2 separate regions of the Mus musculus genome follow, and region 2 is linked to region 1. Evidence: chromatin loops called from intact Hi-C (ENCODE). Cell type or tissue: heart. All regions are shown on one strand. Links, peaks and the distances in the headings refer to the core of each region. The heading gives the core; the rest is flanking DNA. Region 1 overlaps E130114P18Rik (RIKEN cDNA E130114P18 gene). Region 2 holds the start of Gm35073 (predicted gene, 35073).

Region 1 (16,251 bases), core at 5,420-10,419:
ACAAAGACCAACCAATCTTGCAAAGAATCCAGAAGCTGGGATGTCCTTACAGAATTATCCCAAATTGAAGCAAAGGGGTTGGGATATTGTATTTGTCAAGAGCTTGTTTTTCTAGGGCAGGGCTTCTCAACCTGTGGGTCATAGCCCTTTTGGTAATCCTCTATCTCCACAATCGTTTACATTATGATTCATAATGGTAGAAAAATTACAGTTATAAAGTAGCTACAAAAATAATTTTATGGTTGTGGTGTCACCACAACATGAGGAACTGTATTAAAGGGCATAGCATTGGGAAGGCTGAGAACCGCTGCTCTAGAAGGAAAAACTTTCAGGCTAGACAACAAGCAAAGAATCAGAGAGGGAGGGCCTGGGAGGGAGCTGTCATATGGGGTAGTGTCTGGATAGAATGCCACAGGACTTCCCAGTGCTGGAGATGTCTTCCAGCTTATTCCTGCAACAGAGGACCCCACTTTGCTCATTTCCCAAGTATCAAAAGGAGGCATCATCCTACTTTTAACATCATCAACCCAGAAGATCTCTCTCTCTCTCTCTCTCTCTCTCTCTCTCTCTCTCTCTCTCTCTCTCTCACACACACACACACACACACACACACCCCACAGAGGGCAAAAAAAAAAAAAGATAGTCAGGGCAACGAGAGTAGTGTTGGGCATTTCTTGGCTTTTTAGTTGTCTAAAGCAGGTGCTTTTCAGAGTTAATATAAAAATATCTGAAACTTACTGTTTCTGCCTGGCTAGTGAGCCCCTGGAATTTGCCTAATTTCTGCCACTTTCGATAGTGCTAGGATTACAGGCAGAAGCTACTGGTGTGGGTTTTGATGTGGGTCTGGGGATCTGAACTCAGGTCTCCATGCTTGTGTGAAAATTAATTTACTCACTGAGTCAAGTCATCTTCCCAGCTACTGAATTTTTGACATAGGACTATGTTCACAAATGATTATATCAAGAGCGAATCTGTTATAGACTACAATGGTCTTAATTTAGTATATATACATATACATATACATGTGTGTGTGTGTGTGTGTGTGTGTGTGTGTGTGTGTGCATTTTCAAATGACAAGGAAAGGATGCTTACTAGTTGACAGACCCTAGACCTCAAGGGAATAATGATAAATACTTTTATCTTTATTTCTAGAATTTTAAAGAATCATGTAATTATATTTAAATAAAGTATGAAAATGATTTGACAGGATGTGTGAAAATGCTTAGAAATCTTTGACTCCATATTTTCTCCTTGGGCACATCATTTAAAAAGGTGGTTCTGCTGCATATACTCGTCCTCTTGAACATTATTCAAAGTGGTGAAAAATTAGAAAAAAACATTCCACGCAGTACAACCACATCAAAGCATATTGTGAAGCCATGAAAGAAAATGTTGTTTACAAATGGAAAACGCGTATGCTGAAACAGTGCGAAAAAAAGCAGGATGCAAAATTGAACACAGAATGAACACAGTTCAGCAAAAACCCAGCAATCTATTCATTAAAAGACAGAAAACATTCACATGTTAATGGTTGTGTACATAACTGATGGAATTATAATTTTTTTCTCTTCTGCTCTTATGTAATTTCAAAAGTTCTTTTAATGAAAGGCTGTTGTTTCTACAACAGAAACAAATAGACATTAGGAATGACTGAAGCTGGAAATGTGTGCTGACTGGTGATTAGTCTTAAGCATTCTTCCATAACCCGTCAGCACCTGGTCCCCTTGTCTCATTGCCTTGATGGTTAACTGGGCATCTTCTGCATTAGGCACAAAAGGCAGAAAGAGAATGTGAAGAGCCAGGGTCGTGCTGCAACTCTCTTGGGTACCCCAGCATGAGGACTCAGGCTTATCAGTGAAGTGACCTTTGATTAGATCAAACGGTCCTGGGGATCTGGGGCTTAATGTGTATTGTCTGTCAACTGGAAACCTCCTAAACTTGTCAACTCAACATAAGCGGTTCTTTGATTTCCATGTTTGTTTTATAGGAATCTGATAAATGAAGGATGGTCACTGTTTCAGAGCCACTGGGTTAGATGACCAGGACAAAGCTTCTGATTCTAGGAGTCATGAGCCAATGTGGAATTATATAACTTAGTGTGTGTTTGGGGGTGGGTGTCACAATAGCTGGCAAAAGTGAACAGGTTGTTAAGTGTTTGGGTGTGAGTCTAGCCTTAACTGCTAAGCCTTCTCTCCAGCCTCAGTGGAAGGTTTCTGAATATGGAACAACCAAAAACAAGTTCAAAGTTAGGTGTGTAGCAAATTCAAGGTGTTTTAGCAGTGCCGCATCATCATGCGACTTCACCACAGCCTTGGTTCTGAGAGCACAGGCAATCTTTACTCTGTTGCTTGCTGTCATGCTGTGCTAAGCCTAGGAATGCAGTCTGAAACACCCGGATCCAATTTGAGACTAGTGGAGATTATAAATTACAATGTTTGTGTTGTCTATACAAAATTTTCTGCTTTTCTAGAGACAGTGTTTTAATTGTGGGGGGGGGGGGGAAGAGAAAGAAATCTAGTCCTCAGTATTTAAGATCAAGTTAGTGTATCTTTGTATTCCACTGCTTTAGATTATTTAATTTTAAAAATTGCTGTTTGAGTTGCTGAGTTGAAATCTTTTTTTTAAATCATTCAATGGGTTCATTAGCTACCTTTGCTAGGTAAATAGATGGACCTAGAAAAGATTATGCTGAACGATGTAACCCAGACTCAGAGAGACAAGTGCTGTGCACTCTTTGTTATGTGCAGTTCCTAGTACCTAATCTTCAGATTTGTGTGTATAACATTGAGTAGCCACAGAAGCCAGGAAATTATAAAGAGGATGTAGCAGGGTAGGGGGGCATGAGAGGGGAACAGCAAGATGTAGGTAATATGAAACAGGAAATAGAAAAATGGGGAGAGTTGTATGGGGGGCATGGAGATGTCAATACAGAAGGAGACGGAGGAGGAAGAAAAGAAGGAGGGAGAAATAACACCAACGTTATTTGATAAAGCCTTAAGGATTTTATTATTTTATATTTATCTAAAACACACACACACGGGTATATGTATGCACCTTAGAGGAAGTTACTCCACTGGGGTTGACAGTGCTCCCCACAAGAAACATAGACTAACAAAACCTCAAGACTAGGCATGGGGCTTCCCCATTTGAATGACTGATCAGGGTAATCCAGGAGACTCTCAAAATAATATAATCTATTATTGTTGCCTTTGGTTGTCTCACAATGATTGATACTAAGCCCCTATTGCTGTACCCCTATACAGCACAGTTAGTACACAATGCTCAAAATTATTTGATCTGAATCAGATCTAAGAGTATCTTTTCTAACTTCCAGGTTACCAGAAAATAACTATGCAAGATGCCAAGATAGAGAGGCAATTAATAGTCCTACCCAGTTGTGATACCTTTCAACCATGGCAATGACCAGCATGGTAAGATATCCATAAAGGTATGGTAAGTGGCACTCACACATTGGCGACAACCAATGACTGTCTAATTGCACTTAAGCCTGTTTAACAGGAGGGATACCACGCATGTTCCTCGAAACCTACCCCACTTTCAATGTCTCATCTCTTAGAAGAGCCTCTACTACCATCACTTTATCAGTCCAGATCTATCAAACCTTTATCAGAACGCTTTTCTTTACAGAAAATGGAGACCATCACAGAAATCCACAGCTGGACACAATGCAGACATCAACAGATCCTGGGTAGCCCTACCCCACAACTACGTCACAACTCCTGCATTTATGGCTCTGCAAACATCACAGAGAGGGGCTAGGAAGACTGTAAGAATGAAACACCAGAAGTTGGCTGTGAAACAGTCTTTCCTAGAAATGCCTGCATAAGCAAAATTTGAACAATGGCAGTATCAGTAGACTTGTTGATGTGGAAAGGAAAAACAACCTCACAGGGGCACATCTGTGGATAAGGCAACTGATGACTGCTGGGAATGGGAGAGCTACCCTCTACCTGGGAGGAGCTCTCTATTTAGTTATCCAATACAAACAGTATCAATGAAACTGTACATAAACAAAAAATAGAATGGACTCGGTAGGTTGTATTTGTGCATAAATATATGTAGCAATAATAGTGGGACAAGAAGAGTTTGAGCAGTTTGAGAGTTGTGGCAACTTGGGAGAAAGTGCTATAATTATATTTTAATTAAAATATGTAAAAATACATAGAAAAAATTCAATAAATTTTCTTTTGTGAATAGGGCAAACGTTTTCATACTTTCTGAAATGGATCTAAACATGTTCCTGCATTTTACACCATGCATTTATGAAGAATGGTGGGTGCTCTTAGAGTTGATGTATAAAAATAAACATTGAACACTTGGACAAACCTCCAAGATGTTCTGTGTCTTGCAATATCAAATAAGCAGTTAAGATTTAGGTCCTTATGTGAACACTAACAAGCATGTGTATGTTATTAGTTTAGTTTTTAATAAATTGTAAAATTGTATGTATAGTAGATAATTGCCTTAATTTTCTGTAATGTGTAATCAGTGAACATATACCTATTTTCTAGACATACATATCAATAGTCATGTAAAAACTTTTCAGGTATGAAGTGGTTATGAGTGTAGAGTTTAGGAAGCCTTGTTCTTGACTGTCCATGTGTAGATAATTAATATTTGTGGGTATAGGTGCTATTTATTCCTCATCTAACAAGTTTAAAGTTTGTTTTTAATAACAGTAAATAATGTGTTAACATAAAGTTAGCATTACAGCTTTAAAATTTTTTATTAGATATTTTCTTCATTTACATTTCATATGTTATTCCCAAAGTCTCCTATACTCTCCCCCTGCCCTGCTCCCCAACCCACCCACTCTTGCTTCCTGGTCCTGGCATTCCCCTGTTTTGGGGCATATGATCTTCCCAAGGTCAAGGGCCTCTCCCCCATTGACTGCTGACTAGGCCAACCTCTGCTACATATGCAACTAGAGACACAGTTCTGTGGGGCAAGAGAAAGTAAACAAGGAGCTAAAGGGGTCGGCAACCCTATAGGAGGATCAACAATATGAACTAACCAGTACCCCCCCAGAACTGTGTCTCTCGCATTACATTTTTAAGGTCATAGTATTGTTAGCTATACACACATGGTAGTGTTGAATAGTGTAAGCTTAAGACCTTGTGTTTTATTCTCAAGAGTCTCAAAATATTTTCAATTTATCTCTTAATTTATTCTTTAGCCCATTGACTATACAAGAGTAAGTTATTTGATTTCCGCATGCTTAACAATGTCTCTGATTTTTACTTTCATTTTCTTATGGTTGGAAGTGATGTGTGATGTGGCTTATATCTTATTTAATTGGTTAAGATTGTTTTGTTCCCTAACATTCTATTTATACTATAGAATTTCCTTTTGAACTTGGGGATAGGTGTTCTGAGGCAACAGGGCACCACGTTCTTTATATGTGGATCTTGTCCATCTGTTCTTAGTTTTTTCAAACTTACTGTTGGCTCACAGGTTTCTGTCTGAATGGCCTGTCTGTTATTAAGAGTAGGATATTATGATTTTTTATTTTTATTGTGTTACTGTATATTTCCCAGGTTCTATCAATGTTTGCTTCATACATTTGGGTGTTCTGACTACAAATTCTGCTGAATTCACTGTTTTTATCCCCCCCCATGTATCACCTATCCATCTATCTATCTATTTATCTATCTATCTATCTATCTATCTATCTATCTATCTATCTATCTATCATTTTTTTGTTTTTCATGACATTTTACATTTTAAAATATATTTTTCTGGTATGTGTGGAGCAACCTCTGTTTGTTCTCATTTCATTATTGTTTGTAAGAAACATCATTTATAGTTTGCTTTTAGCCGTTACACATCTTTAGAGTGTATCTCTTGGAGACAGCAAGCGGTTGGATCTTGTTTGTTCAAAATCCATTCAGATATTCCATTTCTATGACCAGGAGCTTTGATCGATGTATTCAAAAAATTTATTATAGAGAAGAACTTAGACTATCTCTTTAGCAATTGCTTTTTGTCTGTCTTACAGTTTTTGAGGTCTTTTCTCTGCCTTTCTGTTTTGCTGTCTACTTTTGTAATGGATACTTAGCATCTTCTTGTTCTTCTCTGTCCATAATCTAAAGGTATCGTCTTTGTGTTCACCGCAGGGTTTGTGTAGCATGACTTATGTTTATAACACTGACTTTAAGATGACTTCAGCTTATTTTCAACAGTGAATGCAAGTTTTATGTTTTGTTTTATTCCTGAATTATTTTGGGAATGGGCAGACCTTGTGTGTAATCAGTAAATGTTCTGACTTTGAGCCACATCCTCAGCCCTACGTGTTGTCATTAATGTCACAAATTATAGTTTTAAAGCTGTATTCTTCATTTATGTCCAGCACCATAGATGAAATACTGTATGAGGTGAAATTTCACACTGCTATTATGGTATTTCCCTAGTCTATGCATTTACTTGACTATGCATTTCCCTTCGCCATTGAGCTTTCTACCTTCATTGCTTTCATGGGACTCTTTATCATCCTTTAAATTCAATTAAAATTATCTTTAGCATTTCTTATTTTCATTAATGTAGTGGTGATGAAACCCCTCAGCTCTTACTTATCTGGGAAGGTATTTCTGCTTTATTTCTGTGGAGACTATAGCCATATGTAGTATTCTTGATTGACACTATTTTTCTTTAGCACTTGAACATATCATTGTGTTTCCGTTTGCCCCGCAAGCTTGCAATGTGAAATCCCTTCTTATTCTTACCAGGCTGTCTTTGTATGTGACAAGTCACTTTTATTTCTGTGCCTACAAAATCCCCTATCTTTGATTGTTGACAATGTGATTGTAATTTCTCAGATGCGCTTCTTTGGTTTAATCACAGCTAGGGTCCTTTAGACATCTAGATGTCCATTTTCCCTCACAGGGTCACTTATTCACACCATCTTATTATCTGCCTCTTTTCTGTTCTCTCTCTCATCTTTGTTTATTGTTTTTAGCACTAGGAATTTATCCAAGAACCCAATAAACTCTATGGCAATCTCCCATCGCTTTCTTTCCTAACCACTCTACTTTATGATAGCCTCTCATTTCCGTAGGATTGTTTTATTCTCTTTTTGTGTTCATTTTTACTATGCTTCTGATTGGATAATGTCAATGTCTTTGTGACTGCTGATTCTATCTTGTGAATGAAGTTACTACCATTGTGAATTTTCAGTTCTATTCTGTGTTCTTTAGCTTTGAAATCACTGTTTGGTTATTTAAAAAAAAAAAAAGAGAGAGACTTGATACTGTTATTCTATTCATTATGTTCTTGTGAGTTGATTGAATGTAACATGGATATTTTGAATTCTTAATTTGGTCATTCACTTAACTCCATTACCTGAAGTTAGGCTTTGGAGATTCTTTTGTTCCTATGGTTGGGCCATGATTTCTCAGGTTTTTATGTATGCCTTGTACCTTTGTATTTGGTTGTACATTTGAAACACACCTGCCTCTATATCATTTTACTTCAACTATGTACAAGGAAAGACTTCCACAGTCATTTGAGGTCAAGATTCCAGAACCTCGTCAAATTTGTCTAGGGATACATTTTTCTATGCTTTCATGAATAAGCCCGGCAGAGTTTTGCTGGCTTAGTCTTCAGTTTGTAATCTCTTCCTCCCTCTAGTGTCTATCTGTAGTATTACAAGTTCCAACGTGCTAAACTATGTGCCTTTCCCTGAGGCCTTGGGGACCATCAGGAACCTGTGTTGGGTAAGCCAGAAACCAGTCTCTTTGAAGGTCCCTGAAGAGCTGGGATTTTTTCTTTTTTGGACACATGTCCGCTCCATTCACCCCTTCCACTCCCAGAGCCACAAGCTGGGCTCTCACTCCCTAGGTGGCAGGCTGTGCCAGTTTCTGTTTGTGGTATTACAAGTTCCCTGGCACTGACATGAGCTGCCGAGCTCACTTTTGTTCTCTGCAGCCCCTAGGCATGAACACTGTGAAGTATGTGAGAAGGAAATTAGTTCCTCGAGAGAAGAGACTTTGAATGCAAAATCTATTTTTCTCTTTGCCCTCCCCCCCGCCCCCCAAGGAAGAGACTGATAATTGGACTTTTGCACTCTGGAAAAGGAGACGTTTGATATGGAACGGCATCTTTTACTACATCTTCTCTTTATATCTACCACCTCTTTTACCCCTCCCCCTCTCTTCCACACTCCCTCCTAGTTTCCTTATTTTTTTTCCAGATCGACCAGTACTATTCAGGCTGGTCTTGAATTTGTGTTCGTCTTACCTCAGCTTCCTAAGTAGATGGGATTAAGGACGGGTCCCTGCACTTGGTTTGCCACTCTCAGCATGACTATTCTTGGCTTTGAACTTATTTCTAGGGTTCTCATGAAGGCATTTCCCACTCACATGTGTCATATTATAGTCACTCTTTCTATGAGGACAATGAGATTTGGTGCTTCTGATTCCACCATCTTGCTAATATCATCGTCCTCTGTCTCTTAAATAATGAGAAATGAAAGCATTCCCCACCCTCATGTGCGGAGACACTAAGTCTTCTTTCCCATATGCCGCCTGAGACCTTCTCCCTATCTTTATACAGTTGTATTAACAACGTATCTTATTCAACATGGTCCATCCCGGGGCTCTAGGCTTCTAGGAGCAGATGCAGTATTACATTTTACTCAAGGTCTTGTACTGGAGAACCCCATATTTCCTAAATATATTTAAAAAATAGTGGAGAACATATGGGTGTCTGTGTCTATCAGGTTCTAGTGTTGAGAGCTGTTGTATACAACTGTCCTAGTTAGCTTTAACTGTCAACTTGAAGGCTAAAATCACCTGAGAAAATGAAGTTTCAATTGAGGGATGGCAGAAGATGGGCTGGCAGAGGCATGTCTGTGGGGGGTTATCTTAATTATCAATTGATGTAGGAGAACCCAGCCCACTGTGGAGGGCACCATTCCTTAGGCCAGTGTTTCTCAACATTCCTAATGTGTTGACTTTTTATTTAATACAGTTCCTCATGTTGTGGTGACCCCCCAACTATAAAATATTTTCTTTTGCTACTTCATAACTGCAATTTTGCTACTGTTATGAGTCCTAATATAAATATCCAAGCTTTCTCATAGTCTTAGGTGACCCTTATGAAAGGATTGTTCATCCCCTAAATGGGTCATGACCCAACTGCCCTAGGCAGACAGGCTGCATAAGAAAACTAGTTAAACACAGGCGTGCCATAAAGCCAGTAAGGTGATGTTCCTCTATGGTTTTGCCTTCAAGTTCAAATTTAAAATCTGCTCTGTCTTTCCTTATTGGAGGTCTGTGACTTGGAAGTGTAAATCTCAATGACAATAACAACAACAACAATAACAACAACAACATCATCAACAACAACAACAGACAGCAGCAGTAACAACAACAAAATGCTCTTCTCTCTTAACTTGCTTTTGGTCACAGGGCTTTGTCACAGCAATGGATGCAACTAGACAAGCAACTTGGCATCTTTTCCCATGAAACTCCTTCCAGAGCTCAAAGCAAACCTTCTCTTACTGAATATATTCATACACATGTATTAAATATTTATGGGTTGTCTAATTGCAAGATCAACGATAGTCCCTGCTTCAGAATGTGGGGAACACTAGGACAATAGGAGCCCTTAGGTAAAAGCAAAAGCAGGTTAGTTCGCTTACTAAGTCTTTCCTTTACAAAAGGGTTGACTAACGTAGATTTCTGGCCAATGAAGAATTATTTTGTAGGGTGAAGAATCCTTTCATTGCTTTTTATTTCTAATTTGATATGAAATATTCATCAATTTATGTCATATACAAATGTATATGTATAAAATGTACATGTATAAAAAGCAGTTAAAATGACAGATGAAAACATTTTGCCACAGTCAAAAATTCAAGTTTGAGCAAAGGTTTAAGTAATTTATATATGAACAGTGATACCCATCTTTTTTCTTTACTGTATAGATCAATATAAATAAGTGATAGTCTTTACGATGTAATCAAATTGGTTTGTAGGGTTTTTTGGTGGAAATACTACTAACTTACTGTGTTATATAAGATAATTTTGATGCAGCATTTGAATATTCAATACAATATGCACAAATCTTTAAAAATATTATTTTAATTTTGTAATTTGTATTTATTATTTTAATTGTTCCTGACTCTGAAGCATGAGTTTTCTATCATTAATAGGAACTTAAAGGTTACAATGGCTCAGGACCACTGTGTTATTCTGTATTGCTATTGAATAAGTCATTGAATAAGTTATAGAAATCCACAACTGTCCAAAATGCAGAGAACCACTGGCCATGTACCCAAACCAATGGATGCATCTACACTATAACCCCTATACCTAAGACTCGGGGAACATTGCAGAAGAAAGGGACAGAAAGATTGTAAGAGCTGGGAAACAGGCTATCTGCTGTGAGATAGAGTATTTTATACATAACAGGGAAGTTACCCTATGAAATGTAAAGAATATTGTTCCTTAAACAAGACAGGAATAACACATCATTTGGTATGCCAGTGTAGATGGGGAATCTCACAGGGCCTTATCCTCAAATGAGGATCCAAAGGCAACTAATGGCTGCCATGAGAGGACAAATCAGTCTCCTTTAAGGGCAGGTCATATTTGATAGCAATAAGCCCTTAACAAATACAGATATGAGCAACATTAAATGGGATCAGTAGGCTGTAGTTATATAAACACATGTACACACAGACACACCACCACCACCACCAACAACAATAATTAAGGAAGAAGACATCATGGATTTGAGAAAGGAGTGAGGGAGGCACAGGAAGAGTCAGGTGGTAAAGGAGGTAAAGAAATTATGTAAATATAATATTGATGTGCCAATGTCTTGTATGGTTTCCAGGGCTTTACATCACTAGGGTTGACAAGGGAATGAAGAAATGGCAGCACACACAGAAACACAGAAAAGTTGGGATTCGGTGGACTGGGCGCTATCTGATGGAGAAACTGCAGGACTCTAGAAGTTCAGCATGTTGACTATCAACTTCCAAACATGGACAAGAGGAAGTCTTAGCCACCCTTCTGAGCTTCACCTTTCGAGTGTGTATGTGTGGGGGCTTGTGCCATTTTATCATGAGTCTGAGGCTATAGTTCTTGGCATGGACATGCACATATCAATAGCACATATTCACTAAGGACATTAGGCATTTAGGACTTCCTTCACTCCCAACATTCATCACATATGAAATTCTGAACTGAATCAAAAGCACTAAAATTCAAAAAGATTTTCTCAAAACCAGAAAATAATATGAAACTTTGCAGAGTTAGGTTATAGTGTTTTCATAAATTATGTCTTTAGTACACCAGGAATATCAACCACCAGTTGTAGAACATGTATTTACAGTAATAATGAAATTCTATTATCTTAAAATGAATGAGAAAAAAAAGAGTAATGATTTTGAAAAATAGGGGAGCATTTGAATGAAGGAAAGAGAATTGGGAAATGATGTAATTATACTATAATCTCAAAAAATACAAGAAATAGTTAAAACACAAAGAAAACATTTCTTTTATCTTTGAAGTCTTGTTTAATTCACTTGTATAAAAACCAACTTTACACATATTTTTAGATACATGTCTCTATTAAAGTCTGTCAGTGTATGAATTTAGGATAAATAACACGTATCTTCTTATAGCTTGATGTGAACGTTTAGACCTTATTACTTGCAGAGTTACCTTCTCTTCCGCATCTAGGAAATGTTTGGGGTAGCTGACATGGTTGTGCTGTGTCAGGCAACAATCTGTGGGCATACTCAGAATAAGGAGAGACAGTTGAAAGTTCTGCTGGTCTCCTCTGTGTAGTTTTGAGGAATGTACTAGGTCACTCTCATTCCATGAGGGGAAGAGATGTGGCTGAATGCCCTTTGTGGGATCTTCTGGCTGTGGGGACTTCATTTTTAGTTTTTTTTTTCTCGTTCTTTGGTTGCTAATTAGTTGTGATCTTCTGAGTGGCATCACACACATTGCAGAATATCCCATTATGACAGTCCATACATAGCTTCATCACTGGGTTTGGGAGAATTTGATATCCATACCTGGACTTATCAAACTTTGGAAACAAATTCTAATATTGCCATCATTGAAAGAATCCTTGACCATTCAAAGAAAATCAGCTCAAAACGGACCAAAAATGTAGCCAGATTTTTGGTTCGTTTAGGAGTTCCCGTTTTCATACTTCTCCACCCTTATCCCTCCCAACAACCAACAGTAGGTAGGAGAGAAAGAAGGTTAGAGGGAAAGGGGGTATTGATGTCTTTAGAGTACTTCCCGCTGACTGGGGGTTCTAGTTCCTTGGGCACAATGTTGATCTTCACCATCAGGATATCTCCAGCCAGCAACCAGCAACTGCAGCAACTGCAGCAACCAGCAACTGCAGCATCAACTGCTCCCTCTCAGGGTTTTGGCATTTGTATTCCATTTCAAGAGTCCCCAGAATTCCAAACACAGTACACTTGCAAAAGCCATCTGCAGGTGTCAAAACTGCACCTCGGTTAAAAGTATGAGGCAAAACATAGTCTGCTGATGTGGACAATCTGAAGGAACTCCATATCCCACACCTGGCATTAAGAAAAAAAATATTCCTATAACACTTCTGTGTTTAAAGAAACCAAAATTCTCACTATATTTCCCCCTTTCTGTTGTAAGACATTAATCATCTGTGTTTAGTAAGAAATTATAAACAGAGACATTTTAAATGAACCAATCATACACTTTTCAAATCAGTGATAAAGGTGTTCAGGAGGTACTACCTGCTCAACTCTAACCTTTATCAATTTTGATGGCATTCATAACTTTTTGTTTTCTATAGAAACAAACAAATCCATGTATCCAATGTAAAACTTGTGCAGGCTTCCATTCTGATGTTAACACATCCTTATAGGCTGATTTAATCCCATGGTCGTTTTTGTTTCTTCTATAATCCAGCATCTGTAAGATGCTAGGTTGTTTCTTTCTCATTAACATTCGAAAAATTCAGTTAACAAGGCTGTACTTAGCCTATCTCTGAGGGTTTTTAATTCTTCCTGTTTGCTTTATTAGCATCTCTTTTAAAGTGTGATTATATCTTTCTATGGCAGTCTATCCTGTAGAATTGTCTGGTATATAATAATGTTCTTTATGTTTTGTTTTTTGGTTTTTCTTTGTTTGTGTTTGTTTTTCGAGACAGGGTTTCCCTGTGTAGCCCTGGCTGTCCTGGAACTCACTTTGTAGACCAGGCTGGCCTCAAACTTAGAACTCTGCCTGCCCCTGCCTCTCGAGTGCTGGGATTAAAGGCGTGCACCGCCACCCCGGCCTGTTCTTTATGTTATAATATGCAAAGAATTGCTTCATTCTACTGGAGACATATGCAGGGCCATGGTCAGTTTTAATTTGTACAGGTATCCCTGTAATATCCTTTACTTCCAGTAAATGTGTAATTACAGAATCAGCTTCTTCTTTTCTCTTCTTTCTTCTTTTCTTTTCTTTTCTTTTCTTTTCTTTTCTTTTCTTTTCTTTTCTTTTCTTTTCTTTTCTTTTCTCTTTTTTCTCTTCTCTTCTCTTCTCTTCTCTTCTCTTCTCTTCTCTTCTCTTCTCTTCTCTTCTCTTCTCTTCTCTTCTCTTCTTTTCTTTTCGACCCCTGCCTCCCAAGTGCTGGGATTAAAGGCGTGTGCCACCATGGCCCTGCTCAGAATCAGCTTCTTAAGAACTTAAAGTTCTTGTCCATTTACAGATAAGGTCATTGATGTTTTATCAGTGGTCCCTGCTTATAAATTTGGAAACTCAGTTCCTAGGGTTTCTTGTATTTGGATAATTGACACAGCCTGGGATTGTTTTCGATGACATACATCAATACCTTTCCCAGAAGCATCTACAGTCCATCTTGGGCTGTGTCTGGGATTATAGGAATATTAATTTGAGTACTCCCACTGTTGTAAAAGATCATTTCCCCATAAGTTTATGAGTATCTCAGACACATAAAGTATTAATTTCCCTGTTTGACCTTCCACTCCCACACATTTAACCCACTAGATATTTTTTTTTCTGAGATAAATTTTCCAGTTCCTAGAAATTGTGTATGAACCTTGTGAAGTGGCCATTCTGAATTCTAACATTTCTTTGGGGGTGGGGGGAATGATAGTCACATCAGCTTCTGTATCCTCCAAACCTTCGATTTCAACACAATTTACTTGCAATTTTAATTTTGGCTTCTGATCATTAACCACTGTTTGCCAGAACACATATTTTTAGTACGTACAAAGTCCCCTGCTCTTTCTACTGGAGCAGCTTTGCCTTTGATGTAGGGAAACAACAGCTTAGCAATCTTATCATTTGCATTAATTTACCTCTCTTTCTCACTCTCTGTCTGTGTGTGTGTGTGTGTGTGTCTGTCTGTCTCTCCGTGCCCCCATAGGACATAATTTTAATTTCTCCTTGCCAGGATGCACAACGAGTTCTTGGGAGGTCAATCTACTTCATCCTGAGATCATTCCTACTGTCCCTGAGGGCAAAGGACCATAAACTCCAGTGATTGCTTTATAACATTGAATTTTGGGGGATAGGGTAAGAGGTTTATCTGGGGGCCGCACTGTCTACAGTAGCATGCATGAGACTGTCAATACTTAGTTGCAGGTTTTTGCCTGCTTCTTATTTTCTGGCTGACAAGAGAGAAGTTGCTCATTTTATTTTGCTTCAGGGCTTTGAGCTGCCAGGTTCTACATTTCATTTCCTAACAGCCATAAATTGCCTTGAATATCTGTCTTGGACCTACACTCATTGGTTCAATGTTATCCCTTGCCACAATGCCTGTGCATCCTGGGAAACCTAGGCACTCTTTCTGTTTGATCTTTGAAAACCCATTGCCCCTGGAAATGGATTGTTCACTGCCTCAGCAGGAAAATACCGTATTTCTCATAGCTAACCCCCAGACATTTTGAAATCTGAAACCATTAGTATGGCTTAGTCACAGTTTCTCTGCAAATGATCAAATTTTCCGCTTTTGAAGCACTGGACATTTTGATCTTGGAGACCCTTAGAAATAGCTTGTCCTATGCTGTATTAATATGATAATTGTGAGAACCAACATCAGCTATGTCCCTTTGCATACGATGATTGACACTGTCCATGCGTTTAGCAGTTATTAACTCTTTTACATTGAGTATTAGCATTGTCAAAGGCAAGGGTCTCTATCAGCTCCTGCCTTGCTTAACAGTGTTCATAAGCTTTGTAAACAGCTGAAACTAATCCTTGCAAAAAGTCAGAAAAGGCTACTCCAGAGCCTTATAGAATTTTTGTAAATGAGGCAGAACTTTTCCTGGGCTCCTCAACTTTATCCAAAGCTCTTCCCTCCCACCCCCAAGAATACAAATAAAAGTTTATTGTACAAAGTTAAGGCTTTGTATTTCATAGTTCAGCAAAACTTAAAAAATTAGGTGACTCTTCTCCCAAAACTTCACCTTCAGTTCCAACCATTTAAAATGACTTGACCAAATGTGATCAAAACAAACACTATAAATAATACCAAGTCCTTCCAAACTGGCATCCCGCATGTTAATTCTTGGCATAGGTAATCTCCATGGCTTGGGACAGTGTGATCTTAAACCCCTGCAGAGCATCTCTGACAGCTCCAGCCTGTCCATCATTCTCAAATTCTACAAATGCAATGTCATGTCTCCCTGGTACCAAGTGAACTTCCTTGAAACCAGGGAACTGCTTTAACAGCATGGATAACATCATCTCATTCGTCCACTCTGGCAAGTCCTTAAGGAATAGGCTATAGTTTGGAGGATAATCAGGGACCTGAGGATTTGACGCTGCATTTCCTTGGGTATTAGCTGAATTTGGTATTCCCTGACCAGGCTTCTTGTTTGCAGCTGCTACAGCCTATTGCATGGTTTTAGCTTTCTTCTTTTCCTTTTTCTTTTCCTTGTCATTGAAAGTACCACAAATATTGCATCAGACTCTGTTTTTGCGTACTGAATTCTCATTGGTTTACCATAAAATGGAAATCCTTGTAATTGTCTCAAAGATTTGTGGAGGAACCCAGTTCCTTAAATATAACAAAAGCCTGTCCCCCTCATCTTCATGGGTTTTAAAGCCACAATTTACCAAGTGTCCAAACTGAAAAAAACAGGGCATACAGGGATCTCTTCAATTCTTTTTTAATTTTGTCACTCATGTTCTAGATATAAATCATGTGATTTGGTCTGATATCCATGTTTGAGTAGAACCCTTCAAATAGCCTGAAGCCGGTGCGGTC
Region 2 (16,251 bases), core at 5,306-10,305, 1.1 Mb before region 1:
CTCGCCTGGCAGATAAGTACTTCTTATCCCACTAGTGTAACACTTTCTTTCCTGGTTGGGGTTTCCTATGAGACCTAGATGAAATAACAACCCTCCTCCCAACACAAGTGTAGCCCTCAGCAAAACAGTTCAACGCACTTACAATGCACTTAAAATCTCACTAGCTTTGCTTAAAAAAGTACAGTAAAAAGGAAAAATACCTGTTGGCATCAGGACCTCCCAAACCTATGACATCACATAGGCGACAGAACGACCTGCAGACCTGTTGCCAAGACAACAGGCACCATATTCCCATAATCCACTTGGCTCATCTCCCACCTTTACCTGTGGTATGTCATTTTCCATATAAATAAGGGGAACAGCCCCCCATCTTTTCTCACTTTCTCTTTCTACCACCACCTTCCTCGCCACCCTCTCTTTCTCTTCTCCCCCTCTTCTCTTTCTGCCACCACCTTGTCTCTCCCTCCCAATAAAACCTCTTCCACGTGGAACTGTCTTGGTCTAGTGTGCTGTTGAGATGCAACCCGCCATTCTAACACATCAATACCTTTGAAAATATAGTCTTGACATAAATTGGGAGGTCTTCGTGTGGAATTCCATAACCCCTTACAATACTTAGCCCCCTTTAGTCCCAGCACTTGGGAGGCAGAGGCAGGCGGATTTCTGAGTTCGAGGCCAGCCTGGTCTACGCAGTGAATTCCAGGACAGCCAGGGCTATACAGAGAAACCCTGTCTCAAAAAAAAAAAACAAAAAAACAAAAAAACAAAAAACAAAAAACAAAAACAATACTTAGCCCCAACCTTACAGCCTTTCTCCAAAGTAATAATCTAAGTAAGGCACAAGGGTTCTGAAAGCACAATGTATGCTGTTTAATTCCAAGAGCAGACACCGAGAGGGAGTTCATTTCTATGGAAACACAGATTTGAGAGAGATTTCTAATCTGCGAAGCTATGAGTGCTGTTTTTTTGTTTGTTTTTTGTTTTTGTTTTTTTTTGGGGGTTTTTTTTGAGACAAGGTTTCTCTGTGTAGTCCTGGCTGTCCTGGAACTCACTCTGTAGACTAGGCTGGCCTCGAACTCAGAAATCTGCCTACCTCTGCTCCCTCTGGGATTAAAGGCATGAGCCACCACTGGCCGGCCTATGGTTTGTTGTTGTTGTTGTTGTTGTTGTTGTTCTTCTTCTTCTTCTTCTTCTTCTTGTTCTTGTTCTTGTTCTTCTTGTTCTTGTTCTTGTTGTTGTTGTTGTTGTTGTTGTTGTTGTTGTTGTTGTTCTTCTTCTTCTTCTTCTTCTTCTTCTTCTTCTTCTTCTTCTTCTTCTTCTTCTTCTTCTTCTTCCTTCCTTCCTTCCTTCCTTCCTTCCTTCCCTTCTTCTTCTTCTTCTTCTTCTTCTTCTTCTTCTTCTTCTTCTTCTTCTTCTTCTTCTTCTTCTTCTTCTTCTTTCTTCTTCTTCTAAGATTTATTTATTATATGTAAGTACACTGTAGCTGTCTTCAGACATACCAAAAGAGGGCGCCAGATCTTGTTATTGATGGTTGTGAGTTGCTGGTGGTTGCTGGGATTTGAACTCAGGACTTTTCGAAGAGCAGTCAGTGTTCTTAACCGCTGAGCCATCTCTCTAGCTCCCTATGGTTAGTTCTTAATTCATCTCTTTTTATTCAGATAAGATCTTGTTATGTAGTCTAGGCTGGCCCCTTTTCTGTGTGGTGTGTACTGAGGATAGTGCCTGTCATGGTTTGTATATTCTTAGACCAGGGAGTGGCACCATTTGTAGGTGGCCTTGTTGGAATAGGTGTGACCTGGTTGGAGTAGGTGTGTCACTGTGGATATGGGCTTAAGACCCTCACCAGAGAGGCAGGCAGATTTCTGAGTTTGAGGCCAGCCTGGTCTACAAAGTGAGTTCCAGGACAGCCAGGGCTATACAGAGAAACCCTGTCTTGAAAAAAACAAAAAGACCCTCATCCTAGTTGCCTGGAAGTCAGTCTTCACTAGTAGCCTTTGGATGAAGACATAGAACTCTCAGCTCTGCCTGCACCATGCCTGCCATGCATGCCGGGATACTGCCATGCTCCCACCTTGATGATAATGGACTGAACCTCTGAACCTGTAAGCCAACCCCAATTAAATGTTGTTTTTTTTTTTGTTTTTTTGTTTTTTTTATAAGACTTGCCTTGATCTTGGTGTTTGTTCACAGCAGTAAAACCCTAACTAAGCAAGCCAGTAAAGAACATCCCTCCATGGCCTCTGCATCAGCTCTTGTTTCCTGCCCTACTTGAGTTCCAGTTCTGACTTTCTTTGGTGATGAACAGCAATGTGGAAGTATAAGCTAAATAAACCCTTTCCTCCCCAACTTGCTTCTTGGTCATGATTTTTGTGCAGGAATAGAGACCCTGACTAAGACAAATTGGTGCCCATGGCCTCGTGTCTGCTAAGCAAGAGGTGTAGCTCTGAGTTCATCCCTACCCATTTTTATTTGATTTGATTTGATTTTGATTTTGAGGCAGGGTTTTGCTAAGTTACCCAGAGTCACCATGTAGCTCAGGCAGGCCTTGAGATCATGATGTTCTGGCTCAGCCTCCTAAGCATCTCAAATCTACTCATGTACTACAAGGCTTGAACAAATTCTTGATACACACACACACACACACACACACACACACACACACACACACACACACACGTTTATGTGCTGTGTTCTTGTGCACATTAAAAGGCATGGGACAGCTTGTAGGGTTCATTTCTCTCCTCCAACCATACAGGTTCCAGGGAGGGAACTGGAAGTTGTCACTCTTGGCAGCAAGTGCCATTTCCCATTGAGCCATCTTACCAAAGCCCCTCCCTTTATTTTGAAGTGTGATCTGAACATCAGCCCGGGTTGACTAGAACTCATGGCCATCAATATTCTTTCTTCAGCCTCCCGAGTGCTGGGATGGCAGCCACCATCACATCCAGTAGCTAGTCAGAAAGTGAGGACTATCCTAGAGTTTAAAACCCAACTTGTGCTGTTCAAATAAAGAATGTGTGGATGGTACAGCCCACACTGCAGAGGCCATACCAGCAAGATGGACACCGGCAGTCTCCAGACATGCCCCTAACCAGCAGTGGCAGGCTAGTGCTTGGGAACTGAATCCCTTTTTCTGCCCAAGTGTCCGTACGTATCACTTCTCCTAGGGTGGAAAGACCCTTGCCAAGCCCACCTCCAGTAAGGTGTTCCTCTGTACCCTTCAGGAGGATGAGCCCAGGCTTTCTGTCCTCGATCCTGATGCCACACCATTGGTAATGAGTCTTTTCCCTCTACCTGCTCCTTCAGCTAAGTTCAGGATCATGGCTATATAAACAATAACTAGAAGCCAGGAGAGAAGAGGGCCATCAGCGTGGACCAAGAGGGGTGAAGACAACCTGCTTCAAACGCGTGACTGAGATTTTCGTCAGTATGGAAGACTTCTCTCTCAGTCAACTTTACTAAAGTTTAAATCACCCATGTGTGCTCAAACCATCTAATCTCATTTTACCTGAAGCCAGTGCTGGCCTTGAACTGGCTATGCAGCCAAGGGTGACCTTGGATTTCTATGACACTGCCTCCCAACTGTTGGGCTTAGAGGCTTGAAACAGCAGACTTGGCTTTATGTGGTGCTCTGGATCAAACCACGGCTTTGTGCATGCAAGGCAAGTGCTGTACCAACCGAGCTATACCTCAGTCCTTCTTCCCACAGGCTGCCACCCAAAGGATGGTCAAAATCGAAGGAAATCTGGGGTCCCCATCCACACTGTCTGGTTTGTGGTGGGAGGGTCTCTTTTCTTTTCCTCTGAGAATGGGGTATGTGACCTTTGATTTTGCTGTTCTGATTAGATCTCTCTCCCCCGCAGCTCTGCCTAAGTTATTTTGGGGTAGGTTTCCATCTGGTTGACACTAATAGCCACTGCATGTTGATGCAATGTTTATGTCTAATAGTTGTCTACAGTAACTGCTATAGTCTGTGCTGTACAAATTGTGGATGGTTTTGGATACCACCCAGCTTAGTCCAATTCTTTCAAAACTCATCATTAGCTTCACCAATTACCCCTTGCCCCAAGTTGGGCTTTTGGCAATGGCTTCAAGGGCCCTACTCTCCCTGAACTTAACTGCTCTTACCAGCCCTTCCACAGCTATGGATTTATAAGTCTACTTTTCTCTTAAGGCTGGGTAGGGCCACATCTTTATAAATATTTCTCTGAATCCTCAGAACTCAGCACCAGTACAGTGCCTGGCCTTAGAGAGATGTCCAGTCATGAACTGTTCCCACATGGAGCAGTAGTGACGTCATGAGTAAGGTTAGACTTACTGTGGCCTCACGAGCACGCTCAGTCATGGCCTGGAAGCTGGACATGAGTGTGATTCTGGCTGCTTTTGCAGACATAACCCTGTTGCCAAGGACATTGGGAAGGAAACTGAGGTAAGAGCTCAAACACAGAACTAGTTTCCTTAGACACCTGCATAGCTGGGCCACTGGCAATCGGGAGCAAGCATCATCTGGATCATGCCAATTTATCTCATAATACCTTAATATTTCTTTTTTGAAAATTATTTTTATGGTTTTTAATAATCTATGTGTGCAATGGCTGATATGGTTTACATAAATGTGTGTGTGTGTGTGTGTGTGTGTGTGTGTGTGTGTTTAGGGAGGGTATGTGCACGTGGATATAGATTCCTGTGGAGTCGATAAGGTGTTGGATCCCTTGGAACTGGAGTTACAGGTGGCTATGACACTGCCTGACATGGGTGCTGGGAACTGAACCCAGGTCCTCTCAAAGAACAGTATGCTCTCTTAACCTCAGCTACTTTCTCTTGCCCAGCCCTACCCTTAACAGTTTTGTCCTTCCTTCCTTCCTTCCTTCCTTCCTTCCTTCCTTCCTTCCTTCCTTCCTTCCTTCCTTCCTTCCTTCCTCCCTCCCTTCTTTCCTTCTTTTTCTTGTTTTTTGGTTTTTTTGGGCCAGGGTATCTCTGTACTATGTAGCTCTGGCTGTTTTAGAACTCATTACGTAGACCAGGCTGGCCTGGAACTCAGAGTACTGCCTCTACCTTTGCAGTGATGGGATTAAAGGTGTGACCACTACACCCAGCAGAGACTTGTTTCTTTTTTTCATTTCTCTTCCTTTTCTTTTTTCTTTTCTTTTCTTTAAGATTTATTTATTGTTATATGTACTGGTGGTCTGTATGTCTGTGTGAAGGCGCCAGATCTTCTGGAACTGGAATTATAGACAGCTGTGAGTTGGCGCTGAGAACTGAACTAGGGTCCTCTGGAAGAGCTCTTAACCACTGAGCCATCTCTCCAGCCCCAGAGACTTGTTTTTAAAGACACTCAGAGTCGGGCGGTGGTGGTGCATGCCTTTAATCCCAGCACTCGGGAGGCAGAGGCAGGTGGATTTCTGAGTTCGAGGCCAGCCTGGTCTACAAAGTGAGTTCCAGGACAGCCCGGGCTATATAGAGAAACCCTGTCTCAAAAAACAAAACAAACAAACAAAAAGAATTTGGGATCACAGCTATCCATAAGGGACTTTATTAGGGGTAGGCTAACAACGCCGGGCTGATCCCAGTTTCTTACATGAACTATTAGCTGGTAGCATTCATTGAGCACACACTATGACCAGATGCTGACAGGAACAGTTCCAGACAGCACTTCTAAGTGCAGCTGCTCTCTGCCTGTCTGGAGAATAACCCCAGGGAACCTGCTAATACCGGATCCTCGACTCTGCTGGGGAACATCTCCTCAGAGTCTCCACAAATAGTGTCTTGGAGTGTGTGTGCAGGCGCATACCCAGGCGCGTACAGTTCAGGGGCTTATAGCTTGTGAAAGTCAGTTCTCACCTTCCACTCTGTGGGCCCCAGGGACCAAACTCAGGTCGTCAGACTGGGTGCCAAGTGCCTTTATGTCACCGGCCTCCTGTTCTTTATTCTTGTATCAGTTTAGCTTCAGAAACATTGCTTTAATGAACAGCTTGGCAATGACTAGCTGTGATGACATATGCTCTCAAAGGGGACAATAAGATTTCACCTCAGAACAAGGCTTTAACTTAGTGAGTTAAGGGCATGTTAGTCCATGCACCTTAGAGCAGGGTGGACCTAGGAAACCTGCAGTTTCTTAGGACAGGGTATAGGCTTGTGTCGAGGCAATGAGAAGGATCTTGTGGTGGAATAGAGAGCCCTGACAGACACCTTGTCAGACCTTGTCAGGGCAGGAGAACTTAGCACGTGCATCCCTCCACTCTGAGGTCACACACACCGGAGCCTGAAGCTCAGGCGCTAGGCCCACTCTGTATCAGAACACTCACTCTGTGTCTTCCGGATGTCGGTCAGCAGTCGGAGAGCCAAGCTGGGAGCCTGCAGACATGATTTCCAGCTGGGTCGCTATGGCACTTATGTTGGTATCTGCCACAACCTGTGGGAGGGAGTGACAAGGTATTTTACTGTAAGTTGCAAGGATGCTGGAGAAACCACGGCTGTATTCTAAACAGCATTCCTCCTGCACGGAGAGCTGGAGAGATGGATTATTCGTTTCTCGTTTCCCTTTCTCTCTCCCCATCTTTCTCACTTGAATTTCCTCCCTCACTTCCCGAGACAGAGACCCACTGGTGTTAAAACTCTCAATGTTCCTGCTGCGCCCTTCCCAGGGCCGGGGTTTCAGCATGCACCTCCATGCTGCGCTGGAGGCTTTCATTTTTTTCTTAAACTCTTTCCTTCATTTGACTTCCAGTGGCTGCTGCCTCTCCATCCCCTTCTTTATTCTTTTGTGGAACTGGAGACTGAATCCAGAGCCTCTGAACGAGGACTCTCTCACTCACCCATGTGGCCACACCCTCCTTTTGAAACCTTTTATTTTGAGGTAGGGCCTTACAGAGCAGCAGACGCAGCGATCCTCATTCCTCAGCCTTCCAATAGCTGCTGGAATCACAGGCCTGTGCCACCGGCCCAGGTACATTAGCCTCGTGCATCTTCCCACCCCACCATCCTCTCTTGCTGACTCTTGTGCAGTGTGACAGGCCTAGCTCCCAAGTTCCTAGTCTTTCTCATCCACACTGGGTCTTGTGCTATTAATTTAAATACCACCCGTGACGACATCCCCAGCTCTCTATCTCCAGCTCTACCTTACTTAACTCCAAACCCTTATGATGTGTCCCCAGTGATGTTCTTCAGGAACCCACTGCTAACGTCCCCAGCCCTCTGCCCCACAGCCTGGGCTCTTGCAGCTTTCTACATCCTAGATGACTGTGACCAGTTCTTGTGGTTTCATAAGGTAAGTAAGGTTGGTTGGTACCATCCTTGATGTCTCTGTCTCAGCCCACTGTCCTCCCAGGTGCTGCAGGCTGACCCACAAAGTCATCTCGTGGAGTTCTACAGGAACCACCTCACTGCTCAGCCTCACTTTTCTCAAGTAGCTTAGAACCAAGTTAGCATGGCGCCGATTACTCCAGACTCTGCCTGAAGTCATCTGCAGAGAACTGGATGCTGGGCCACAAGCTGAAGTCCTTCCTATGACCTTCAAGGTGTCCTGCCCTGTGGCAGCTCTCCTAACATTTCCCTGAGTTCAGCATTCTGACCTCATTGTCCTGCCGGCTGTCCTACCCCCACCCTAGAACAGAGCCCAGGGATCTGGAGGGCTGACTGTCCCACTGCAGATCCGGAGAGGAATTTGCCCAGGAGTGCAGGGAAACTTGATGTGACGCAGTTCCAGAACATACCAACAGAGGGCACACATGCCTCAGTTGTGAAACAGCTGTCTGTAAAGCAGGAGAAAGGCGATGGGCCAGAGGAGGGGTCAGAAAGAATTTGGGGATCATCCAGACGAGGGGAAAACAGTTATGTACAAGTGCAGCGTGTTCTAGAAATACAGTCATGGGAAGAATAGTCAACTAAATGGGGACATGCGCAGCATAAAAGCCTAAGACGCGTAGCATAAAAGCTCCCTTCTAGACTCTCTTCTTCCAGTAGCAGGCAGGGCTGTCTCACATAGCCTAGAGCCTCAGCAGACGCTGCCTGCTCTCAAGGCACACTCTTCACAAACAATTCCATTCCAGCTTCTCCAGGCCTGAGCCTCCAGGACCCACATACTCCCGACTTTCTCGCTGCTGGTAGGGTCTGCTCTCTGCTATCTCTGCTTACCTCCAGGCTCTGTCAGAGGCCCAGGTGACTTCAGAGTCAAGTGACAGCACATCCATCCCCTGGCTTTAAGTTCTGCCGCTGTGCTTATAACCCAGCAGCTATGCTCGGCCCAGTCACCACTTTGGGATTTGCATTGACATCGCTCAGCTTATCAAAATTAGGATACCAAGTCCAAGTTTGGACTTGGGGGGTGGGGGGTAGCTCAGTGGCAGAATGCCTGCCTAGCATGTTCCATTCTCAGAGGACACACAGCATGCACCCCACCCTACTTCCTCTCCAAACTCTGGACCCTAAAACACACTCCCTCTGCTCAGCTGACTTTTCCTTTCATTTTTTCCACTTATTATCAAATTACACCTCCAGCTCCCCCATAACGAACTAAGAAGGTATAATACTGAAACCCTGCTGGGGCTGGGACTGTCATCTGAGACAGGCACTGAGGTGCTCAGTCCCAGTAGCCTCCTGGTGCCGCCTGCTCCCGAATGAGTTCCCAGCCCTGTTCACTCTTCTCTTCTACCTTCCCCTGTCATCTTCCCGGATACACAATGGCACTCTCCCCCTGGAAACCTTTCACCACTGCCCCTTTGTTTGTGGGAGAAGACGCTAAGCATGTGCAGTACCCCCGACCCCTGACCAACACACACTTCTAATCTTTCCTCCGTTCCTCTCAATCTTCCAGACTTTTCTCCCTGGGAATCTCTACACAAGCCAGCTTAGCTGACAGCCTGCTCCTCGTGCGACCTTCTCTAGTGCCCCTGCCTAAGTCAATTCTTCCTGTTTTCTTCTGCATTTTCAACCCGTTTCTTAGGGATTGACAGTGCATGTTTTTTTTTTGGTGGCTGTGGATCTCGGCTCCAGCTCTACGAGCAGCAGGGTCATGCCCCAGCATGTGCCTATGGAAGAACCCTGAAGAGAATGAGTGGGCTGGAAGCCTTCAGGAGGGACAGAGAGATTGAGGTGATTATGTGGAGACGGGGCTTCTGGTCCTTTAAGGAGAGAGAAAATCTAACAGGTAGGCCCCACTCCACAGAGACATGACAGAGGGAGTGAATGAAGGACGTCCAGGCACTGACCAAGCTAATGTCATTTTGATATTTTTGTTTTGCTTTTTTTTCAAATGATTTATTTTTATTCTATGAGCATTGGTGTTTTATCTCATGTGTCTTGTGTGAGGGTGTTGGATACCCTGGAACTGAAAGTACACCAAGCTGTGAGCTGCCATGTGGATGCTTGGAGCTGAATCCTGGTCCTCTGGAAGACCAGCTCGCGCTCTTTCTTAACTGCTCAGCCATTGCTTCAGCACCAACTTTTTCTTTTTACGTTTGTTTAGTGTGTGTGTGTGTGTGTGTGTGTGTGTGTGTGTGTGTGTGTTGGGGCATGTGATGGTTTGTATATCCTTGGACCAGGGAGTGGCACCATCTGAAGGGGTGGCCTTGTTGGAATAGGTGTGACCTGGTTGGAATGGGTGTGTCACTGTGGATGTGGGTATAAGATCCTCACCCTAGTTGCCTGGAAATCAGTCTTCCACTAGCAGCCTTTGGATAAAGACATAGAACTCTCAGCTCCTCCTGTGCAATGCCTGCCTGGATACTGCCATGCTCCCACCTTGATGATAATGGACTGAACCTTTGAACCTGTAAGCCAGCCCCAATTAAATGTTGTTGTTGTTGTTGTTGTTGTTTTTTTATAAGACTTGTTTTGTTTACGACTCCATCTTGTTTCTTTTCCTTCTTTGAGAGTTCTCCTGAGTGTTTCTCACTTAAAGTGACTTGGACCTCAGGAACAACAGGTATGCCTGACAACGTTTGAAGGCAAAGGGTAGAACTCAGCAACTTTCTTAGCACCAACATAACTCTGCATTGCCAATCCTGAGAAAATGGCCTAAGACAATGATCAACCAGTGGATAGCCAGACCAAGATGACCTGGAATCCTACCCGAGAACTTCGAGCTCCTTTGATTCTCTGCTGTGTGCCCAGGATGACTGTTGGCAGCTGACATGGATCCTTGGGTCACAGTGGTTCCCTGTGGGATCAATCTGCTTATTTAATAAGCTCCTTTTTTTGGCCTCACCCCATCTCCTTCTGGATTTTATGGGGAAGAGGAGGTAAGACAGGGTCTCTCTTGTGTGCAGTCTAGGCTAGCCTGAAACTGATCCTCCTGCCTCAGCCTCCTGAGTGTTAGGAGTACAGGCAAGGTGTGAGCCCCCAGGCTCAGACTGTGTGGGAAAAGAAGCTGAGCCCAGTCTACTGGGATTCCTGGGAGCCAGGCTTCTATCAGAAGTGAATGCTTATGGAACTGAGTGGCACACGGTGATCTCATGAAAAAGAAGCTCAAGCTGGTCACACAGGATATGCTCATGGGACTATGTCATGTCCCTATTGGACGGAAGCAGAAAAGTCATTAAAATATTGCCCGTTTCTCCCTTGTTTCCTTCCTTCTTTCTCCTTCTGCTGCTTCTTCTTGTTTGTGTGTTTGTTTGTTTGTTTTATTTTTGAGATTAGTGTCTTAACATACAGTCCTGGCTAGCCTAGAATTCTGAGATCAATCCGTCTCTGCCTCCCAGGAGCTGGTACTCTAGGCAGGCACTACCACATCCAGCCCTCCCACTCCCCTGGAGACTGTGTATCCCAGCCTAGCCTGAAACTCATAGCCATCCTAGAGTGCTGGGATTACAGGCAGGAGTCACCACTGTGCCTGGTTAGAATCTAGTACTCTCTAATCCTATGTCAGGAAGCAATCACGGGGCATGAAGGAAAAGGAGCACCAGACTTTACTTTCCAGACCTAGCTGTCACCCCAGTTACAGTCCATTACACTCACCATAAAGCTTTACTATCTAGCTGCAAAATATAAAAAAAAGTCCTGCAGTTCCCTCACCACAACGAGCTCTAAAATGAAAAGGGAACCACCCAGAATCCACCCAGAACCTTCTTGCCAGTCTTGAAGGAGTGCAACCCTCAGGCTAAGTGTTAAATATGAAGGACAGCAGGTCTCCTGTGGGGAGGCCCAGGACAGCAGATCTGCCACCTGCAGGAAGAGCTGACCGACCCAGTAACTTGATAAGCTATGGCTAAACCTTCCCTGGGGCTTGGCTTGGGAATGGGAGGAGCTACTGTCTAAGGGTTAGGTCAGTGGTGTACAAGTTCAACACTGAGGTGGGACCTACGTGTCCTGCTCAGCCTTGCCTCTGAACACCAGGGACTGGGGACTATGGTCTGAGGTAAGTAACCACAGGGTCCTTTGAGGAAGCAGGGGAAGGCCACCAAGAGGACAGAAAATAGACTTTATTTTTCTTTATCAAGCGAATCTTGGACTTGTTGTTCTCAGCTTCACTGGGTTCTGAGAACAGGGATGGGACTGGGGAGGGGGAGGGGGAGGGAGGGGGAGGGGGAGAAGCAGTCCTGCCCTCAGGGAGGTGTGCAGTAGAGGTCCTGTGAGGGGCGACAGGACCCAGTGATAGCCAAAGTGGGAAGGGACACAGTTAGAGGCCTTTTATGAGATGGGGGCGGGGGCGGGGGGTGGAAATCATGGTCTCTGCAACTTCAAGTGTTCTAGCCTCTGGGTTCCCTGGCCTGGAGAGGTGAGATCCTGTAACTGGCGTGGCAGAAATGAAGACAGTCTAGGAGATATCTGTGACTCTTAATCTCTCATACTACTGAAACAAGGAATACCAACAATTTGGATATTTCCCTGGGAAGCTTGTCCTGGGAGAAGGGAAGGTGGCAGCTAGAGGGAGAGTTTGTCTTTAGGAAAGAGATGCCACACAACTCTAACACCCCACAGGATGAGGGGGAAGTCTAGACAATGAAGGTTAGTGGTGGTGGAAAAGGTCTTGGGCCAGGACTGCTTATATGTATATCCTTGGCCCTCTTTTTAAGCTCCAGTCTTACTTCAGGACCCTAAGATGGACTGTGTGTGTGGTCACTTTGTCCCTCCTTCAAAGAGGGACACATTACCACATCTCCCTTTTCCTGCTTTGTGCTATGAATGAGGCTTACTATGCATGAGTGTGTGCTGTGACTCTTAGGTTTGGTGATAATCCCACCCTGGGATCTGTGCTCTGGCCTTCTGCCTCATGTGCCCTGGAACCCTTTCCTTTCTTTCCCCAGAGGAAAAGGACAGTTGGGGAATATGGCTGATGTCATCCTGTTCAACCACAGCCCTTCAAAACATGAGCCTGCTCAAGGATGAGTGCTCCTTACATATGTGCCTGGTGATGGAGATGCACAAGGGTCAGGCTGGGCGGCTAGACACAGAACTGCTGGGCGACAGGCATGAACGTATTAAATCTAGTTGAGCTGCCTCTTTTTTTTTTTTTTTTTTTTTCGAGACAGGGTTTCCCTGTGTAGCTCTGGCTGTCCTGGAACTCACTCTGTAGACCAGGCTGGCCTTGAACTCAGAAATCCGCCTGCCTCGGCCTCTCGAGTGCTGGGATTAAAGGCGTGCGCCACCGCGCCCGTCTTGAGCTGCCTTACTTATTACCAAGTGACTGCAAAACTTAGAGATCTCTCACCAGACGTCTAATGGGAGTATTTTGCACCCCCTCCAGGTGTAGTTATTATTAAACACTTGGAAATTACAGGCCTGAGTCAGAGCAGCCCAGCAGCCTGAAGGAAGAGTCCCAACTTCTCCAAGGCGGAAGAGACCAAGAGGGGAAATCTGTAATCTGCGTTCCCAAAACTACCAACAAGAAGGAAGAGGTGGGAAGACCTGTCATTCCAAGGAAGAGGAGACCCAGACAGAGCCGGTGAGAACAGCAGTCATGGCAGCAGAGACCCACCTACAGAAGGAACTGGGTACAGACGCCCACCCACCCATGACCTGGGAGGCTACCAACCCAAAGGAAGAGGAGGGGAGGTCTCAACTATGCATGGACAGCAAGCTGCTGGACAGGAAGGCTAGGAAACATGCACTGTCTCCCAGGCCTAAGGAACAGCCAGTAGTATCCACAGAGTTGGAAAATGAGCCAATAACCATGTTCCCCCCTCCCACCACTCTCTGCCAGGGTGTGTTCCCTCCTCTCACGAACCTCACACCGAACTCTGTGTTTCCCCCTCCCACTGCGCTTGCCGGTCAGTGTGTGTTTCCCCCTCCCACTGCACTTACGGCTCACTCTGTGTTTCCCGCTCCAAATGCCTTGTTCTTTCACTGTGGTTCCCTGTCCAATGGAGTTTCTCTCTCAACCTGCAATTCCTTCAACTCCTTTATTGGAGTTCACCTCTCAAGCCATTCTCCTTGAGAAAGTGTTATTTCATCAGACACACTGGCTTGTACTATAACGTCTGGGACACTACATGACTTAAAAATAAAGCTGAACTCAACTACAGCATTATGTTCCACAGTAGGTCAGTCTATGTTCAATAAACTTTTTGGTTGAGCCACTTGTGCATGCCTTTATTGCATGGACCACAAAATGGGCAGCTCTCCTTAAAAACAGGTTTGGGGGCCTGGTGGCAGTGGCGGTGGTACACACCTTTAATCCCAGCACTTGGGTGGCAGAGGCAGGGGTTCTCTGTGAGTTTGAGACTAGCCTGGTCTACATATCGAGTTTCAGGACAACCAGGGCTACATAGAAAAGCCCTGTTTCAAAAAACTAAATCAAACAAGCAAACAACAATAACAACAACAACAAACAACAATAGAACAGTTTTGGGAGATTATGTCTTGGAGAATTGAGAAGTCAAGATAGTTTCTGGGAACATGGGCTGTTACAAAGCACACGAGCCTGTGTTCCCTGCGTGGAGCTTTCCTGAGCATCTAACCCCGCTAGGGAACACTATTAGATTTCACTGTTAGATTTGTCAGGGCTCAAATCTCTTTGTTATAAAATGTAAAACTCAGCATCCACACCCAGCCTGCATCTGTACTTAACTCAGCATCCACACCCAGCCTGCATCTGTACCTAACTCAGCATCCACACCCAGCCTGCATCTGTACCTAACTCAGCATCCACACCCAGCCTGCATCTGTACCTAACTCAGCATCCACACCCAGCCTGCATCTGTACCTAACTTGCATTCTAGATTGAGAGATGCAGATGTTATTAATCATGGGAGCTGAGAGGCCAAGGTGACCCTGAGATAGTGGGCATGCTAAAGAGCAACAAATGCCTAGACCTGACTCTGGTATGATTTGAAGTAGCAGAAAGTATTTATCTAGAGCCCACTGACAATGGCTTTCTTGACACACTGATTTTTTTTTAAAGATTTATTTATTTTATGTATATTTATTTATTTATATGTAAGTATACTGTAGCTGTCTTCAGACACTCCAGAAGAGGGAGTCAGATCTCGTTACAGATGGTTGTGAGCCACCATGTGGTTACTGGGATTTGAACTCAGGACCTTTGGAAGAGCAGTCGGGTGCTCTTACCCACTGAGCCATTTCACCAGCCCGACACACTGATTTTTTAGGCTTCTTAAATAAGTCTAAGGGTCTAGACTGTAACACATAAGAGGGGCAAACTGGCTGCTAAACACAGAGCGCTCTAGTGGCTCAAACCCCCAATGTCACCTGGAATGCTCCAAGGATTTCTCCCAGGATTATTTAATTTCTATTTTTCTAGTATCAAGGATTAAAACCAGGGTCTCATGGTTTGTGTTTGTTAGGGTCAATCCAGGTTGTCCCCCAAGACAATGTCTGTGATACCAAAAGGAATTTCGCCATTCTCAGACTCCAGATACTATAAAGAAATATAAAAATAAAATATAAAATTTAAGATAAGGAAACATGAGCACTGTCCACTGTGGCCCATTTAGTCTTCGGCAGCTCTGTCAGGAGAGGGCTGTGCTGGGTGTTGCTGAGGGAGCCTGCTAGATCTGGAGAAGCACTGGCTCACTGTTCACTCAGCCCGCCTGTTCCACACTTCCTGTCCTTTCCTGCATCACGTGGCTTCCTCCTCTTCCTGAACCCCAGTGTCACTTATCCCTCACACCCTGCATAGCCTCACGTGCAGAGCTTTACCACCATCTGACGTCTAGGGCACATCCTACACCAAGTAACCCAGAATCTAAGGGAAGCTCTGGCAAATAGAGACCTGACTGGGCCGCCAAGGCTGCGAATTCTCAAGCCGGCTGACATGGTGGTGGCTCATGTCTATATTCCAAGCACTTAGGAAATTGAGGCAGGAGAATTGCTGTGGGTTCAAGACCAGTCTGCAATATCTGATAAATTTTAGGATAGCCAGAACTACATAGTAAAATGTTTTCTTAGCTCCTTCCAAAAACAACAACAAAAACCCCAAACCAAAATGAACCCAAAACAAACAAAAAAGACCCACCAAAATCCAATCAACCAACAATAACAACAACAACAAAAAACAAAAAGAAAAAAAAAACACCACCACAACAAGAAACCCCTCTTTTTTTCCTCCCATGTATGTTTCCTAGTTTTGAAAGCCAATACTGGGCTGCACATGGTGGCACAGGCCGAACAGGCCTTTAATCTCAGCATTTAGGAGGCAGAGGCAGGAGGACCTCAGAGTCAGAGGCCAGCCTGGTCTATATAGTGAGTTACAATACAGCCAGGACTTCATTGAGAGAACCTGTTTCCCCAACTCCTCTCCACAAAAAGTAAAAATTGGGGCTGGTTAGGCAGCTCAGTGAATGAAGGTTGCCACCAACTCTGACCACCTGAGTTCAATCCCTGGGACTGACTATTAATGACTGCTCTAAGCTGTCCTCTGACCACCACGCATGCACGCATAGACGGACCAAATAGATGGCTAAGTAAGAATCGCCAGTCAGCACTTTAAAGTCTGCTCCTCCATCCTTCCTTCTCTCTGACAAATTCTTTAGCAATTTCTCTCAGTATTTGTTTCCATATTCCTAAATAGCATAATTTTACTTCTATTTGTTGTTTAGCTAAATTAATTAATTGGGTTTTGAAACCAGGTGGACAGACTATGCAGCCTGGGTTGGCCTGGAGCTCTACAGTCCAGGCTGGTTTGTGATCAGTCTCCTAAGCAAGCTGCTACTCCTCGCTGATAAACTTTTAAATGACCTAGTCTTATCCGTGGGTGGCCAACAAAAGCTGTAACTCAGCTGATCTTTCCACGGAAGCATCCTGGCCACCCACGTCTCGGACGTGGTGTTTGGCTGTATCTGTTTAATCTGTGAG

What was found. A loop is a pair of places that touch in the nucleus more often than their neighbours do. Peaks named below come from ENCODE experiments on the same cell type or tissue, not always from the same donor. Only the 100,000 strongest peaks of a DNase experiment are listed, where the experiment ranks them.
Region 2: it touches region 1 in a loop (3-fold over the local background); 3 of 42 quality-filtered maps call a loop at or near these places.

What each region holds. Positions count from the first base shown.
Region 1 is chr4:97,556,362-97,572,612 of GRCm38, reverse strand. E130114P18Rik (RIKEN cDNA E130114P18 gene) reads left to right here. Exons shown (of 3, transcript NR_015513.2): 2 at 3,335-3,431; 3 at 3,649-4,738. It also overlaps the pseudogene Gm7248. Among named protein-coding and RNA genes, the nearest start is that of E130114P18Rik, 20 kb to the left of the region's middle. In heart, for the core only: a CTCF peak has its summit at 7,651 (motif pointing left); no DNase peak of the experiment used is centred there.
Region 2 is chr4:98,694,156-98,710,406 of GRCm38, reverse strand. It overlaps Patj (PATJ, crumbs cell polarity complex component), which reads right to left. Exons shown (of 44, transcript NM_172696.2): 43 at 6,306-6,412. It overlaps Gm35073 (predicted gene, 35073), which reads left to right and starts at 9,652. Exons shown (of 2, transcript NR_151609.1): 1 at 9,652-9,769; 2 at 9,871-10,553. Gm35137 (predicted gene, 35137) reads left to right here and starts at 11,264. Exons shown (of 2, transcript NR_168468.1): 1 at 11,264-11,353; 2 at 12,683-13,514. In heart, for the core only: a CTCF peak has its summit at 7,716 (motif pointing right); no DNase peak of the experiment used is centred there; H3K27ac peaks cover 692 bases.